Linked DNA regions of Homo sapiens: region 2 is linked to region 1. A link is a loop called in an ENCODE intact Hi-C map of the cell type or tissue named here. Cell type or tissue: heart right ventricle. All regions are shown on one strand.

What was found. Hi-C counts contacts between places; a loop is a spot of excess contacts. Peaks named below come from ENCODE experiments on the same cell type or tissue, not always from the same donor. Only the 100,000 strongest peaks of a DNase experiment are listed, where the experiment ranks them.
Region 2: a loop joins it to region 1, with 2.7 times the contacts of the local background. A loop is called at or near these places in 2 of 110 quality-filtered maps.

The regions. Positions count from the first base shown.
Region 1 is chr5:61,273,077-61,281,076 of GRCh38, reverse strand. No RefSeq gene overlaps it. Among named protein-coding and RNA genes, the nearest start is that of LINC02057, 12 kb to the right of the region's middle. In heart right ventricle, a CTCF peak has its summit at 3,736; DNase peaks (open chromatin) are centred at 168 and 5,056; H3K27ac peaks cover 1,705 bases.
Region 2 is chr5:61,813,735-61,821,734 of GRCh38, reverse strand. No RefSeq gene overlaps it. Among named protein-coding and RNA genes, the nearest start is that of LINC03123, 82 kb to the right of the region's middle. In heart right ventricle, CTCF peaks have their summits at 3,599 and 3,802; a DNase peak (open chromatin) is centred at 3,788; H3K27me3 peaks cover 2,628 bases.

The DNA.
Region 1 (8,000 bases):
GTTTTCTTCACTCAAATAAAAGCAATGACCTGAGCTAACGTAACTCTACTAGGGAGAACGTCTGCTGACCTCTAAGATTTCCATCAAAATCATAGTTTGCCAAGGTGTAAGCTGACTGCATCCTTTATAGGCATGTGGCTCTGCCAGCTGGCAAGCCCTGGCCCCACTCTCCCCAGGCAACCAGCCAACAACCCAGCACTTGAAGCAAGATTCATGCCCACTGCAACATTTATTTTGCTTTATTTTTTGAGGTGTTAGCCACATTCTGTTAAGTGGGACCTTTGCAAAGTTTTTCAGGCATTTGGAAGTGCTCATTTTTCCATCAATTTCTAGTGAAAATGTATAGTTCTGTCACGTGTTTTCAGCAAGAGATCTGTAAAAAGACTGAAGTCTTTTTTTTTTTTCTTTACCTAACTCAATGTAGCAGAAATGAGGAAGGGGGATTGTCAGTCATTTCTAAGAACGACAATTTTCACTGCTTGACAATCTGAAATAGAAAATTCTAGCTATCTGATGATATGCCTTATGTACAGCTCACCCCCCAAATACAATGATAAGTGTTGAACAGCAGAGTTGAGGGCCCTTTGCTTAGGCATGATAATTTAGGGAAATAATTAGCTCATCAGAATTGGCTGGGTGCCCTGTTTTCATATTATACAGACAGAGTCACTGAACCACAACTCTGCTGCTTAGAAACAGGCACTAAAAGAAAGGGGGTGGGGGAAGTATGAATAGCCAGTTACCTGCATTCAATCATGAAGTGTACTTTACACTCAAGGATAAACTGATACATGTTAAATTATGCCTGAAGAAATGTCTGGAACAGCACTCAGGAGACCTGTTGGCTGGACTCTGCTCCTCCTCAGCCAGGTGACCTTAAACAAGATCCTAAGACTCTAAAAGGAGAGTCTGAACAGACAACTTCTAGGTTCTAAAGCTCTATGTTTTGGGGGCTTGATTGAAGAGCCACATTAATTACTTTTATTAATAGGTTCAAGTGTACCCTATTTTTTAAACATCCTTCTTCCAAACTATAAACTTACCGTTCATTAAGCACTTACTATCAGTTAGGTAATATACTGGGTTCAGCAGAGTATACCATCTGTCTCATTTTAAGCAGTTCACATTCTCCACATACCCACCAGATAAGGTAACAGAGACCTGGAGTAATGTGGAATCTGGAAAACTAGACGTGGCCCTTTCCAGATCCTTTGTTCTAAGAATGACTCCATGATATCTGGTTGGAGACTGCAAGCTGGGTTTCATGGAGAAACTGGCATTTGAAGAGAATCTTGAATGAATGGCAAGATTTCCAGAGATAGAGATGAAATGGAGGAAATTCTAGGCAGAGAACAGAATAAACACAGAAAGTTTAGGCAACATTTAAAGGATTCCCAAACGAAAACACCTAGAGACAACAAATCTAATCTGTTTGCCATTTAAGTTAGGGTATTAGTTTATCTGTTCCACAAATAGTCATTCAACACATACTCTGTATAACACACCATTCTTGGTGATAGAGGACATCCAAAGATGATGCTGGACATTCTAATATATGTTTAAACTAGGCATTTCATTTTGTTTTTGTTTTCTTTATTTTTTTGGGGACAGAATCCAGCTCTGTCACCCAGGCTGGAGTGCAGTGGCGCAATCTAGGCTTACTGCAGTCTTAACCTCCTGGGCTCAAGTGATCCTCCCACCCCAGCCTCCCAAGTAGCTGGGACTATAGGCATGCACCACCATGCCCAGCTAATTTTTGTATTCTTTTTGGTAGAGATGTGGTCTCGCCATGTTGCCCAAGCAGGTCTCGAACTCCTGGGCTCAAGCAACCCACCCACCTCAGCCTCCCAAAGTGTTAGGATTACAGGCATGAGCCACAACACCTGGTGGCATTTTAAATAATAAAAGAAATATATGCATATTTGTATAAAATATAGAAGAGGACAGATAACTAAATTTAAAATGACCTACCTTGTGTAAGCTTATAGATTTTGAAGGTAATGCCTCATCCAGCACACAGAATCAAATATATAAATTTGGATGGACACAGAAGCAATAACTAATTAGCTCAAAGCAACATTTAAATTGATCTTTCCAGTGAAAAGGCATTAGCAAAAGTAATCTAAAGAACACCTGTTTAGATGCACTAGCATCGACAATTAGGTTCTTCAGGGAACGAGGAGTTTCCAGCAGCCTTCACTCCAATAGTAGGCAATAGAGCTCAGCATTTTTATCACTGTAACCAAGAACATTTAAGGAGGCCAGAGGAAAATACTCAATCCACCTCTTAATTTCTAAGAGGAGGCAACTTCCTTAAGTCAGTCACTTAATTAGCATGGGCTGGGGCCAGGGGTAGGGATGCTCTGCAGGATTCGCTGCTTGACATTCTTCCCCTTTAAGAAATCTGGGCTCTAAACTTTTCAGTAAAAGAAAAAAAATTCAGTCCCAACAATGTAACCCAAGAAGGAGAAGGTGGTGAATCTGATTGGTGCAGAGGTAGAAGTGGCAAGTGTGGTGCCCCCATATGGTCTCTAATCTAGAGTAGCTAGTGCTGCCCATGCCGGGTCAGTCTGAAGCCACAAAGGCTGGCACTGCACAACTACAGGGAGCATCATTCACAGAGACCAAGGTGGGAATGTCAAGTGGGAAGCTTGGCTTCACTCCTTGCTGCCGCCTCTCTAGATGCCACCCTAATAATAATAATAGCAGCTAACATTTATTGAGCACTGACTAGATGCCATGTATTTTATGTGCGACATCTCATTGAGTCCTTGCAGCCACTCCACGACCTAGGTAACATTAATATCCCCATTTTATAGACAGTAGGGTGATCACACAATAAATTCGTTATCCCAAACAGGGCACCTTTTACATTTAAAAAAATTTTTTTTAGTAGAGATGAGGTCTCACTGAGTTGCGCAGGCTGGTCTCAAACTCCTGGATTCAAGTGATCCTCCCACCCTGGCCTCCCAAAGTGCTGGGATTATGGGTGTGAGTCACCACGCCCAGCCTCAAATAAGGCACTTTTGAGAGAGGAGGTGCTATTACTAATGACACTCGAACAACAGGTGTAAACCAGGTCTGACTCAGGCAAGGCAGAGCATGTAGTCACCCTCCACATAAGGGCCTTCAGGTGCAGGGCGCTGGCTTGCACAAGAACAAGGACGTGGCTGAGCCGGGATTCTTTGCAGTGTCAGCCACAGCGTGTTTCCACTGGGCAGCTTTATATCTTCGTCCTGGGCCTTTTGGAGTATCCATGGTTTTTTTTTTTTTTTTTTTTTCTGTAAAATGTGGTAATGAAATCTACTTCATATAGTTATGTAAGATTCAATCAGAGCAAAATACCTAAACTACAGGGAGGAGCCCAAAGCAGTAGTCACTCAATAAACCCCACTTCCTTTCCTCTAGCTCGCCTCTGTGTGTCCTCTGCAAATCCCTTCACTTCTCTGGCCTTTCATTGCCTCCCTCATGCAAGAACGGAGTTGGATTAAGGGGAAAACCTCCTCTCAACGCTGGCATTCTTTCTCCTCTGGTTCTTCTGGAGCCCATCTTTGTTCACTCATGTGCAGCAGGAGGAAGAGCCCTCTCCTCTGCTTTTAGTTCAGAGAAATGGCTTCTTTATTCATGCTCCTTTCACTTTCAGTACTTTCTCTGAGAGGTTGAAATGGTGGATGTGGGAGGCTGTTCTCCCCTCCTATTGTTTCCCTTCCTTTGCCATCGGCTTGTGCTGGAGCTCCTCCTGTGGGTCTCTCCTCAGTGTGGGGGCAGAAATACCAGAGAGTGAGCTGCTGTGCTGTGCTGGGCAAGGAACCCTTTTGGATTTGGGTTGATGGAATTTTTTTTCCCTGCAACTTCATACCTATCACTTTATCCTTTCTTGAAATCACAAAATGTCTGTACATAAAACAAACACACAAAAAAGCCATAAACTGCATTCAGAGGTCACACCATCATGCCAATGTAAGGACCATTTTTCCTAAGAACAAACATTCGAATTGAATTGAGAATCAACACCTTAATGAGTCAAAGGCAGTAGGAAGTGAGAAAAGCACACAAGGCTTATGGAATGAGATGGTTCCTGGAGACTGACAGAAATCCTCAGGGCAATGTGGCCTCCAGAACAGGCAAGGGTACCAGCATGCATTTTTCTTCCCTCTCCTTCTTTTCTTCCCTCCCTTCTATCTTAATTCTTTTCTTTGAGACACGGTCTCACTCTGTCACCCAGGCTGGAGTGCAGTGGCACAATGACAGCTCACTACAGCCTCAACCTCCTGGGCTCAAGGGATCATCTAGGACTACAGATATGCACTACCATGCCTAGGAAATTTTTTAATGTTTTATAGCAGGCCAGGTGCAGTGGCTCACACCTGTGATCCCAGCACTTTGGGAGGCTAAGTCCAGAGGATTGCTTGAGTCCAGGAGTTCAAGACCAGCCTGGGCAATATAGGGACACCCTGTCCCTAAAGAAAAATAAAAAAAAATAGCTGGGCGTGGTGGTGCACACCCATAGTCGTAGCTCCTTGGGAGACTGAGGTGGGAGGCTTGCTTGATCCTGGGAAGTTGAGGCTGCAGTGAGCTGTGACTGTGTTGCTGCACTCTAGCCTGGGTGACAGAGCCAGACCCTGTCTCAAAAATAAATAAATAAAAATAAAATTCTTTGTAGAGATGGAGTCTTGCTACATTGCCCAGGCTGGTCTCAAACTCCTGGCCTCAAATGATCCTCCCACCACGGCTTCCAAAGTGCTGGGGTAACAGGTGTTAGCCACCTCACCCAGCCCCTTCCTCATTTCAAAGCACCTACTTTGTTGCATTTCAGGAACTACTCTAGGCTCTGAGGGTTGGAATAAATAAAAAATAGTCATGCTCCCTGCCTTCACAGAGTTTTCACTGTAGCAGTGAGAGCGGTGTTGATCTAGTAACCACACAAATGTGTTAGATGGTGACCCTGAGGAACGCCATTGAAGGAGAAGTATGATTGGTGCCACAGCCTGCTTTGACCTAGTGAGGGAGGCTGGGCAAGATCTCCCTGAGGAAGTGATGAGGCTCGCACCGAGACGGGAAGGATGAGTCGGCGTTCCGGGCAGAGGAAGCAGCTTGTGTAAAGCCCTGAGGTGGAGGGAAGCTCCTCTAGTTTGAAGAACTGAAAGACAGCCAGGCATCTGGAGCTCTGAGAACAAAGGGGAGAGGGTGCAAGATGGGGCTGGAGAAGGAGGTAGGGCCCAGGCCACACCCAGTTTTGGAGGCCTTTTTACGGATTTAGGCTGTTCCTAAAAATCACGGGCAAATTTTGCAAGTGTTTTCAGCAGGAAGGTGTTATGATCAGAGTTTATTTGAAAGTGATAACTGCAGGAAAATGGATTCAATGGAGGCAAGAAAGGGAGCAAGGAAATAATAAGAAATAACAGTAGCTGGTGTGTACAGAGCATGCTACTTTGGGCCACGTACTGGTCTGTGACCTTTATACACATCGCCTCCTTCAGTCCTCACACAGCCCTGTGGGCCAGGGACTATCATCCCTCTCCTTTTAACAAAGAGGAGATTGAGACACAGAATCACTGGACCAGCGTTGGTTGGCTTGTAAGTGCTAGAACCAAGCTGAGACCCTGGTAGTCCCTGGCTAGAGCCTGAAGCTTAGTTACTACATCCCAGGGGCTCCTTCCTGCCCACAGGCTGGGCAGCAGACAGTAGGGGCTTGCATCAGGGTGGTGGCATGGACAGACCCATAATAATGGAAAGAACTGACAACACCCAGACCAGCAGTACGGGAGGGGAGAGTGAGAGCCAGGTAGGAGAGAGGGGAGGGAGAGCCAGGTAGCGGAGAGAGGAAGGAGAGCCAGGTGGGGGTGCAGCTCAGGGGCTGAAGCGTCTGGGAGGGGCTGGGTTTGAGGTGGCACACATATCCAAGAGCATGGAGGCTTCTGTACAGCCCTAGAGCTAAGGAAAAGAAAACAGATTTGATAATCCAGTGTGGGCACCCTTATTTTCTTTCTTTCTTTTACTAGGAATTCCAGGAGATCAGCTAAGAACTGCCTGCTTTGGTTCTCTTCTTTAAAAAACCAGACCTATGCCAGTTTTGTTCCTGCTTTATTTATTTGTTCAGCTTGATGTTTAATTTTTTTAGTTTCTAAAGGTTTTACTTTCACTGTGAGTGCACTGCTAAAAATTCTGTCTGAAGACTGCTTGGATTCACATGCTCATTGATTCTCCCTCCACCCATTTCAGAATTAACCTGAGCAAATAGCCATGTTTTCTAGTTCCCAAATTCCTCCACTTCTGCCAACTGACATTCTTAAATCTGACATTGGTCAGCCTTGACCCTTGGAATGTATGTATCATTTTATTTCAACAATGCACTTTAGATGTCTACATGTTAAAATTTCTTAAGCAATACAGGCTGTACTTTGTCAATAGCTGCTACAAAAATACATTTTAAAATACCCAGTTGCTACATTCTTGCCTAGAGATAATTTACTGGAAAACTTGCTGAAGAACAATCTTCTCATAGATTTCTATTAGTAATCTAATAGTTCAAACTACTGGACTACAAAGGCCTATTTGGCAAACCCATTCTCTGACACAATGACGTGGACATGCACACACACACAGTTTTTAAAGGGAAGATGAAGGCATGCATTATTGCAAACATGTTTTAAATTCTACAATATATCACCAGAGGGAGAACCCTAACAAGTTAGTCAGAATTAGAATTATAACTATGTAGAGTACCTTTGGCTGAGCTATTTTCCCTTGGTGATTCCACAAAGGCAGCAAGGCTCTGTGTATGTTTCTTTGTTAAAATACACTGTGAAATGGGGGTTGGTCGTGCATTCATCAGTTCATACAATGATTATTTGGCATTTACTATGTGCCAGAGTGGTGTATCAGGAGGGCTATGCTCCTTTTTTTTTTTTTTTCTAATACAGGTTCTATCTCTGCTGCCTAGGCTGGAGTATAGTGGCACAATCTGGGTTCATTGCAACCTCCACCTCCCAGGCTCAAGTGATCCTCCCACCTCAGCCTCCCAAGTAGCTGGGACTTCAGGTGCAGACCATCATGCTTGGCTAACTTTTTGCATTCTTTGTAGACACAGGTTTTCTCCATGTTCCCCAGACTGGTTTTGAATTCCTGAGCTCAAGTGATCTGCCCACCTCAGCCTCCCAAAGCGCTGGGGATTACAGGTGTGAGCCATAGCACCCAGCCATAAGCTCCATTTTAAACTTAATCTTGTGGAAGAATCAGAACTAAAGAAGCAATTCATTACAGGGCAATGATAGTTATGAAAGAGGAAGCACAAGATGCTATGGGAGAAACATCTAACCCAGGGTGAAGCTCATCAAACCAGGGTTTCTGGAGGAAGACAGATGAAAGCTGAGACATGAAAAATGAAGAAAACCTATCCAGGAGAAGAGAAAAGAAAAGAGCTTTCTAGGCAGAAGGATCATTGCATTCTGAGATTCAGAGTATGGAAGAATATAGAGTATTTAAAGAATGAAAGCAGTAAGGCTGGATCTTAGAATGCAAAAGATGGTTGGTGAATAAGATGAGGTCATGCAGGGTCTTGTAACCATGTTAAGGAACTTGGGATTTATCCTGAGGGTAGAGGAAGCCATTGAAAGGGTCAAAGCAAAGAGTGTAGAGAATTGATGGGGGAGGGGAAGGCTGGAGGCAGAGAGATCAGCTGTTGTAAAGACACAGAGAAACTGGTGGCAAGGACTAGGATAGTAGCTGAGAAGGCAGATTCAAATGACAATTGGAAGGCTGGCTATAGAGAGCAGGGGAAGGGGAAGATGAGAGAAAGACTCCCAACTCTTTGGCTTGGATGACAACACCATTCACTGAAAGAGAGAACACAGGTGCTGAGGCTGATGTGTCTATGGGGCGTCTAAAGCAGATGACCAGTGTAGAGTGAGTTAGTTGATGAATCTGCACTAAAAATATAGATGTGGTAACTGAAGCTAGTTAAAGGAGTGGAAGAGAGTGTTCAAGAAGAGGTGTCCAGT
Region 2 (8,000 bases), 540 kb before region 1:
CATCTCCCCAAACCACAGGTGCCCTGTGCTTGGCCCAATTTTTGGACAAGAGGAAACACTCCAGTCTTCCAGGAAGCTTCATTCTAAAATGCCTTGCATACCCAATCCCCAAAACCACTATCTTCTGCCTTTCAAAATCTGTTCAAGCATCTTCTACTTCTGAGACAATTCCCCAAAACAACCCTTTCCAAGTCTAGTCTAGGATTTGCAAATTAAAATGCCTATACAGGCCAGCAAGTACTTGAGTGAGGTGGGCCACGTGTAGGGTGAGAGGGAGTGCTGGGGACCATGGTTACCTGCTGAGCTGGTGTTCCATGTAAAGGGAGACAGTCCCTCCTCTGCTCCAGTGTGTTGTTAACATGTGAGGAAAGTAGGCATCATATTGTTAGATTTTCCAATTTTTTAAACAAAGCTAAAAACAAGAATTGTTACATGAAACATCTATATTTTAAAAACATGCTAGAGGAATAATTCTGCAATCTCCATCTGCCTGATGGTCAACTTCTGCTCTATTCTGTCAAGGCAGTTGCTTGACACTTGAGTTAGTGTATGGTGGGCATGCTTACATGCCTGAGTCCTGTGCGTGCCTGCAGCTGATGCCAGGATTTAGGCTCCCTGCCTTCTTTACAATCCCTCCAAACACCTCTTCTCCTTGTCAGGGCTGCTTCCCAGGAAGGCAGCAGCCAGCTGTGCTGTTGTGTGGACAGAGCCTTGCCTGTGAGGCGCAGAAGCACGGCACTTCACCAAAGCTCATAGATTTTGTTCATTCTGCCTCCATCCCTCCGTCAGTGTGAGAATTACAGACTCTCCATTTTCTCTGCTCTCCTTCTGCCTTAATGCCTTTGTTGAAAAGTATCCCCATCCTTTGTTCTAAATTCCAGTCTCTTTTGTGCTATGATGATAATGTTAACTCTGTAATTGTGCATAAGTCAGCAAACCAGAGTAATGCCTTATCCATTCAGCACTGTCAGGAAATGAGGTGTTCCACATAATTAAATTGTCCAGATAACTAGAGCTAACCAACATTTTAAAGATCAACATTTTTAAAAGAGTAAATGGAAACATCCCAAAGTTTATTATACACCCTCTTGCCTTCTTTATTTTAAAATTATTTTTTAGCATTTTTTTCCAGGATAGAAACAAAAGGGTAGAGAGTGATCATTAAGTCTTCTCTCTATCCCAGCACTATGGCCCTCACTTCCCCATCCCTAACAGAGGCTACTGGCGTCAACATTACCAGGCTACAGGCATATCCTTCCTGTGATAGTCTATATGTATACAAGCCCAAAGGTGACATGCCATGGTGCTCTACTACACCTTGTTTTTAAGGACTTATGTACTGATCATCATTTTTCATCAATACACAAAAAGCCGCCTCATTCTATATAAAGGCAACATCTGGTCCATTGTATGGATGCAGCATTATTTAATAAAGCAATCTCCTACTGATGGGCATCTAGTTATTTTCAATCTTTTGCTATTATAAAAAAATGCTACAGTTTTAATCTTTGTATTTACTCCATTTTGCACACATTCGAATATGTTTATAGGTTAAATTTCCAGAAGAGAATCGCTGTCTCCAAGAAGGGTTATGTGTCTTTGTCATTGTGATAACTATTATCACACCACCTTTCATAGTTTGCATCAATTTCTTTCTCTTGCTATCACTGTATGAGGGGACTTGTTTCCCCACACTGTCATCAATACAATATACAACCAAATTTTCTTTAAAATTGTTGTTAATCAGTGAGTAGAGGATACTAGTGCATTTAATTTTTTAAAATATATTTTTATTATGGAATGTGGCTTTTATAAACTGTCCTTCTCTGTGCTTCTAATATGCTTTGGTTTGAATTTTACTTTGTCTAACATGAGGATTGTAAAACTTGCTTGCTTGCTTTCTTGCCATTTTCATTTTTCTTGTAACTTTTTGTCCATCCTCCATTTTCTTTAGTGTGGTACATTTGTTACAATTGATAAACCAATGTTGATATGTTATTTTAACTACAGTAGGGTTCACTGTTGGTATTATACATTGTATGGGTTTGGACAAGTATAATAACGTGTTTCCACCATTATAGTAGCATACAGAATATCTTTGCTGCTCTGAAAGTCCCCTGTGTTCCACCTTTTCATTCCTCCTTTGCACTCTTCTCTAGAACCCCTGGCAGCCACTGATCTTTTTACTGTCTTCATTGTTTTGCCTTTTCCAAGATGTTGTATAGTTAGAATCATACAGTATAGAGCCTTTTCAAACTGGCTTCTTTCACTTAGTAATATACATTTAAGTTTCCTCCATGCCTTTACATGGCTTAACAGCTCATTTCTTTTTAGTGTTGAATAATATTCCACTGCCTGGATGTACCACAGTTGGTTTATCCATTAACCTTTTAAAGCACATCTTTGTTGCTTCCAATTTGGGGCAATTATGAATAAAGCTGTTATAAACATTCACGTGCAGTTTTTTATGTGGACATAAGTTTTCAACTCATTTGGATAAAACTCCAGGAGCATGTTTGCTGGATTGCATGGTAAGGCTGTGTTTAGCTTTGTGAGAAACTGCCAAACTGTTTTCCAAGGTGGCTATACCATTTCGAATTCCCAACAGCACTGAATGAGAGTTCCTGTTGCTTCACATTCTTGTCAGCGTTTAGTGCTGTCAACATTTTGGATTTTAGCCCTCCTGATAGATGTGCAGTGATATCTCATTGATATCGCTGCACATTTTAATTTACATTTTTCTAATGACACTGAGCACCTTTTCATATGCTTGCTTGCCATCTACTTTGGTGAGGTGTCTTCAGATCTTTTGCCTACCTTTTAATTATGTTGTTCATTTTCTCATTGTTTAGTTTTAAGAATTATTTGTATATTTTGAATACAAGTCCCTTATCTTGGTTTTGCAAATATTTTCTCCCAGTATGTAATTTGTCTTTATCTCATTACTTTTAATCTGCAGCTCTCTTAATATGAGTGAGGTTTATGAGCATCTTTTCAGATATTAAGGGCCATGTATATTTCTCTTTCTGTGCACTATGTATCCCTTGGTCTTTTCATACTAATGACTAGGTAAACCTAACAAAATTTAACCATTATTTGAGAATTGAGTCATTAATGTGAACATAGATTGCTACATTATACCACAATTGTCCAAACTGCTTTGCTCCTTTGAGATCTTGTATCTCTTTTTTCATAGTTCCCTTTTCTCTCCCCAGGGTTTAGGATATACACCATCCTTTCTTGGTTCTCTTAAGCGTTTGTCTTTCAAAGCCTCTGCCTTCTTCTTGTAATTTGATGCCTTTGATACTAAGGGTTTCTGATACTAAAACAGTAAAATTTGCTATAATAGACTGGAAATTTGACTGATTCATGAGTCAAATTCATAGACCACAGCACATATACTTTACACATCTATTTGGTCACTCAGGAGCCTTTATTTTCTGGTCCTTGACCTTCTTCAGAATATTCAGAGTGGTCTAGCCAATGAATTTTTACTTCTAGTATTCCTGCTAGAACATTTGAGGTTAATCATAGGCTGGAAGCCCTAGTTGTGAGTAGAGCCCAGGGCCGACATGTTACTGTAAATATAAACATAATTGCCTTAAATACAGGAAAATTTGCTCCCTCATTATGGAGTAGCAATATGAACTCTTATTTCTGGAAAACTTTAAACAAATGATTTTCCAATGGTATTTTCACGTGGAGTGCTTGCAATGCATGAGCTTTTCTGCGTGGCCTTGGAACTGCAGTTTCCCGTGTGTTACATGGGAAGGAACTCCGCTGCCCTGATAGCCCGGCTGCATCCCATAGATGGCAGTAAACACACTTTTTAGCACTTTCCTTCATCTTCATTGGAATCAGGCTCCTTCAGGGAAAGAAAATGAATGCAGAAACTGTGGAGTAATAATTAGCAAACAGACTCTAGTCATTTGAAAAATTGGCAAGAAGCCTTATTAAAGGAGGTAATAATAGTCATATTTTGCACTTCTAATAGGGCCTTTTATCTCTAGGCTTCCAAGAGCCTGTCTGAGTCATGTAAAGAAAAAAAAAATACCCTGAGCTGGGTCAGAAGTCAGGAAATGTTGGCTCTGTTTGACATTCTGTGCAGCTCTCTCATTTCAAAGTGAAGGTAGAGTGTCTCTGTCGAATTTAAATTCAAGGAATTTATGCAGGTTAGAAAAGAAAAGGCAAGCAAGGCACTGTGAGATAAACATACATTCCTAGGTTAACACAGAAAACATGCTTTTCTCAAAGTTGTTTTCCTGTGGAAATAACAATAGAGCTTTAAGTACTCTGCCTCCTATAAACACATGGACAACCTTATTATTCACCGTGCGCTAGACAAATTGAGAAAGCATTTTTATATCCTCTGTCGTGTATCAAGGCGTAATTATCAGCACATCCTTGTATTTATTCCTGTGAGGCTGGAATGCATACCGCTGCAGATAGATATCAGCCCTGCAAACTCGGTATCATTCATTCTTTATCTCTGGCGGTGGTGATAGCAGAAGAAAACGACTCCTAACACATATACACGGTAAATGCCTTAAATCTACAAGATATGGCTGTCCTCCTTGTCCTGCATGGAAACTGCGTCTTCAATTTCCCACAGAAACTCCAGATCTATTGAAATCTTGGAACATTAAAATTCTCCTTCATTGTTGCCAAGGTTTAGTAACTTGACAACCAGAAGACAGACACCCTGGCTGTTTGAGGGAACGTAGGCTTAAAAATAAGAACAGCTTTTCCTAGTGCATGAAAATTCACCTGGGGCTTCATAGGATGAATATTTTATAATAACTGCTCTCTTTTTGGCTGTGTGACTTTTACATTGGGTAAGTTAATTAACCTCTCTGAGCATCAATTTCCTCATTGTCATAATTCCTACCTCACAAAAGTTGGTTTAAGGATTAAATAAAATCATGAATGTGAAACCACTCAGCATAACACATTACTCAGTAGGTACACAATAACTATTAGTCATTAAAAAATGTAAACATATACATGCAAACATACATAGGAGAGACAGAGAGAGAAATCCAGATTTCTCCTGGGTTTCCTCAGAGATTTAGGTAAATTTGTTCAAAGCCCTAAATTCTGAAGCCCATCACTTATTTTTACATTTCCTGCAAATTCATAACCTTATTTTCTAATGATTTCTTCCAATTCTTCTAAATCTAAGAGTCTTAGGTTAATTTAGTGCCCAGCGAGCTAGTACATAGACCTCAAGTCCTTAACCATTTTCTGCACCTAAAAAAATCCCAACCTCTCACAAGAATATTGTGAATCTGGTAACTTGATTAGAGACTCACAATTGATGAGAGACCGGGTCTTGTCCCTCACTGACTTCCGTCATTTTGCCTCCCCGCCCCCGCGGCCAGACCCCGCTGTCTTCCAAAAGGGGAGGCTGGCAACATGCAACTCACGACCCAGGCAGCCCCATCCCTGGAAAGTGCAACCCAGTCTTTCCCCGTCCTGTTCAACTGCTTCTAGGGTGGAGAGCAGCTTGAACTAAGTGATTGGATTGTTCAGCCTCCCTGGAATTTTGGAAAATACAGTTGTCTCCCTCATTATGATTATTAATTCACTGAAAATCAGCATTCTCATGGAATGTACCATTTCCTTTATTCTATGGAACAATCTATTCTTGTTTATATGTGAACATACTGATAAACACAGTAATAACATTATCTATCTCATACTCTGAGAGGCATTTATACATAACAAGCCATTCTTTTAGGGATTACCTAGAGTGGTTGTTGTTTTTAATTTTAATCGGTTTGATAGTAGATGGTGGTGGTGATAGCAGAAGAAGACCACTTAATCGTATATAAAATTTTCTGTTCATTGCATTCCTCCTTGTCTGATTTTTCTTTTCTACCCAGAACACAAATTCATCTTTTCTTGGTGGTGCAGTCATTAGTATGTGTAATTGTAATGATGCTCTGCCCTGTGGGGGGTTGATTGGGATGTACAGGGCTATCTGCCCCTGCATCCAATGACCCCAGATCCTTGTGTGTTTAGAGTTACTGTCTGGTTGTTGTTTTTTTTTCTACTCTTTTGTTTTCTTGCCTCTTTTTGCTGTTGTCACTGTGTACTATCTCCAGTAGTAATCCTTTCCCCTGTAGTTTCCATTTGCAGTTTCCAGTCTGCTGATTGATGAAAACAAGGCAAATATTAACAGTGGTTTTAAAGTCAAAACCACTGGCATAGGCTATCTTGTATAAACTCTTCTATGAGCAAAGTGTGTGAACTTTGATACGCAGACTTTCTTCTATGTACTTTTAGCTGCTCAGTGGTCTTTTTGCTGAGCCTTGCTGGTTCTTGGCTATGTTTTAGAATATTTAAATTCTAGAAAAAAAATGATCTGAGAGAAGTGATATGTTGCCATATTATTTTCCCATTGGTCTCATTTTAAAACTCCAGATTAATGACATCCCAGGATAAGATCCTGTGAGTTTGCCTGAATTCTATTTACCAGGGAGAATTCTGCTCTCACTTGATTGGGGCCCTGGTCAAACTGGTTGCAAACAAATTCTGAAGGTCACCCTAGGACATACCATTCTAAGACTTAGGGAAGGTTACATTTATTGCAAATCTTAAAACAAACATTTTCTATAAAGGTAAAAATAATCACTTGACGAAAGGGAATTGTTTGTTTAATCAACAAGGGCAGATAATTTCAGGTGCTCAGTTATATTCCCATTTCCGTGCTGTCATAGTTCACTCTCAGAAAAAAAGCTACTTCATTTTCCTTTCTCCACTTACTTCCTCCTCCTGTCTATCTTTTTTCCCTCTCTCCCTTATTTCCTTTCTTTATATACAAATCAGTGATTCTCTTTTTCACTAATGGTGGGGGCAAAGGAGGGTACCAAACCAAAATGGTTTACGTTTCAGATGAGACAAACTATTATAAATGCAAATAGCAAGAAACTTTCTCTTTTCTAACTTTGAGAGTAGCTATGCTAATTTTTTTAAAACCTTATTATCTTTCAGGATTTTCCCAGTATGAATATGTTTCTCCTGAATTGTACATTATTCACGCTTGAAAATTAAGCCCTTCATATAGTTCAAGAAATAGTCATAAATCCACTCTCACAGTGTGTGAGATTCCAGAAACAAGGACGCCTACAAATGGATGCATCCATGATGATCATTCAGATTTTCTCTGCTTTTGAGCTCAGTGTAGGGGACATAGCCAGGTGAGGTGCCCTAAGTCCATGGCAGGTGTGTTTCATTCCTGAAAAGATCCTTCTTTGAAAGTCATACCTGTGTATGTCAACGCCTTTCTTTTCTTTTCTTTTTTCTTTTCTTTCTCCATCCATCCTTCCTTCCTTTCTTCCTTCCTTCTCACTCTCTCTCTCTCTTTCTTTCTTTTTTTTTTTTTACTTTTTGATGGAGTCTCACTCTGTTGCCCAGGCTGGAGTGCAGCGGCACAATCTTGGCTCACTGCAACCTCCACTTCCCGGGTTCAGGTGATTCTCCTGCCTCAGCCTCCCGAGTAGCTGGGATCACAGGTGACCCCCACCACATCTGGCTAATTTTTTGGTAGAGACAGGGTTTCACCATGTTGGCCAGGCTTCTTTCTGTTTTGTTTTGTTTTGTTTTTTGAGACGGAGTCTCACTCTGTCACCCAGGTTGCAGTGCAGTAGCTAAATCTCGGCTCACTGCAACCTCTGCCTCCCGGGCTCAAGCGATTCTCCTGCCTCAGCCTCCTGAGTAGCTGGGACTCCAGGCATGTGCCACCACGCCTGGGTAATTTTTGCAGTTTTAGGTGAGGTGGGGTTTTGCCACATTGGCCAGGTTAGTCTCGAACTCCTGACCTCAGGTGATCCGCCTGCCTTGGCCTCCCAGAGTGCTGGGATTACAGGCATGAGCCACTGCACCCACCCTAATGGTTTTCTTTTAAGCATAGTGATATTGCATAATAAGTAAAAACCAACTGCCTAAGTTAAAATTCCTTCCTAAAGCCAGTTACTTAGCCATTCTGTGCCTCAATT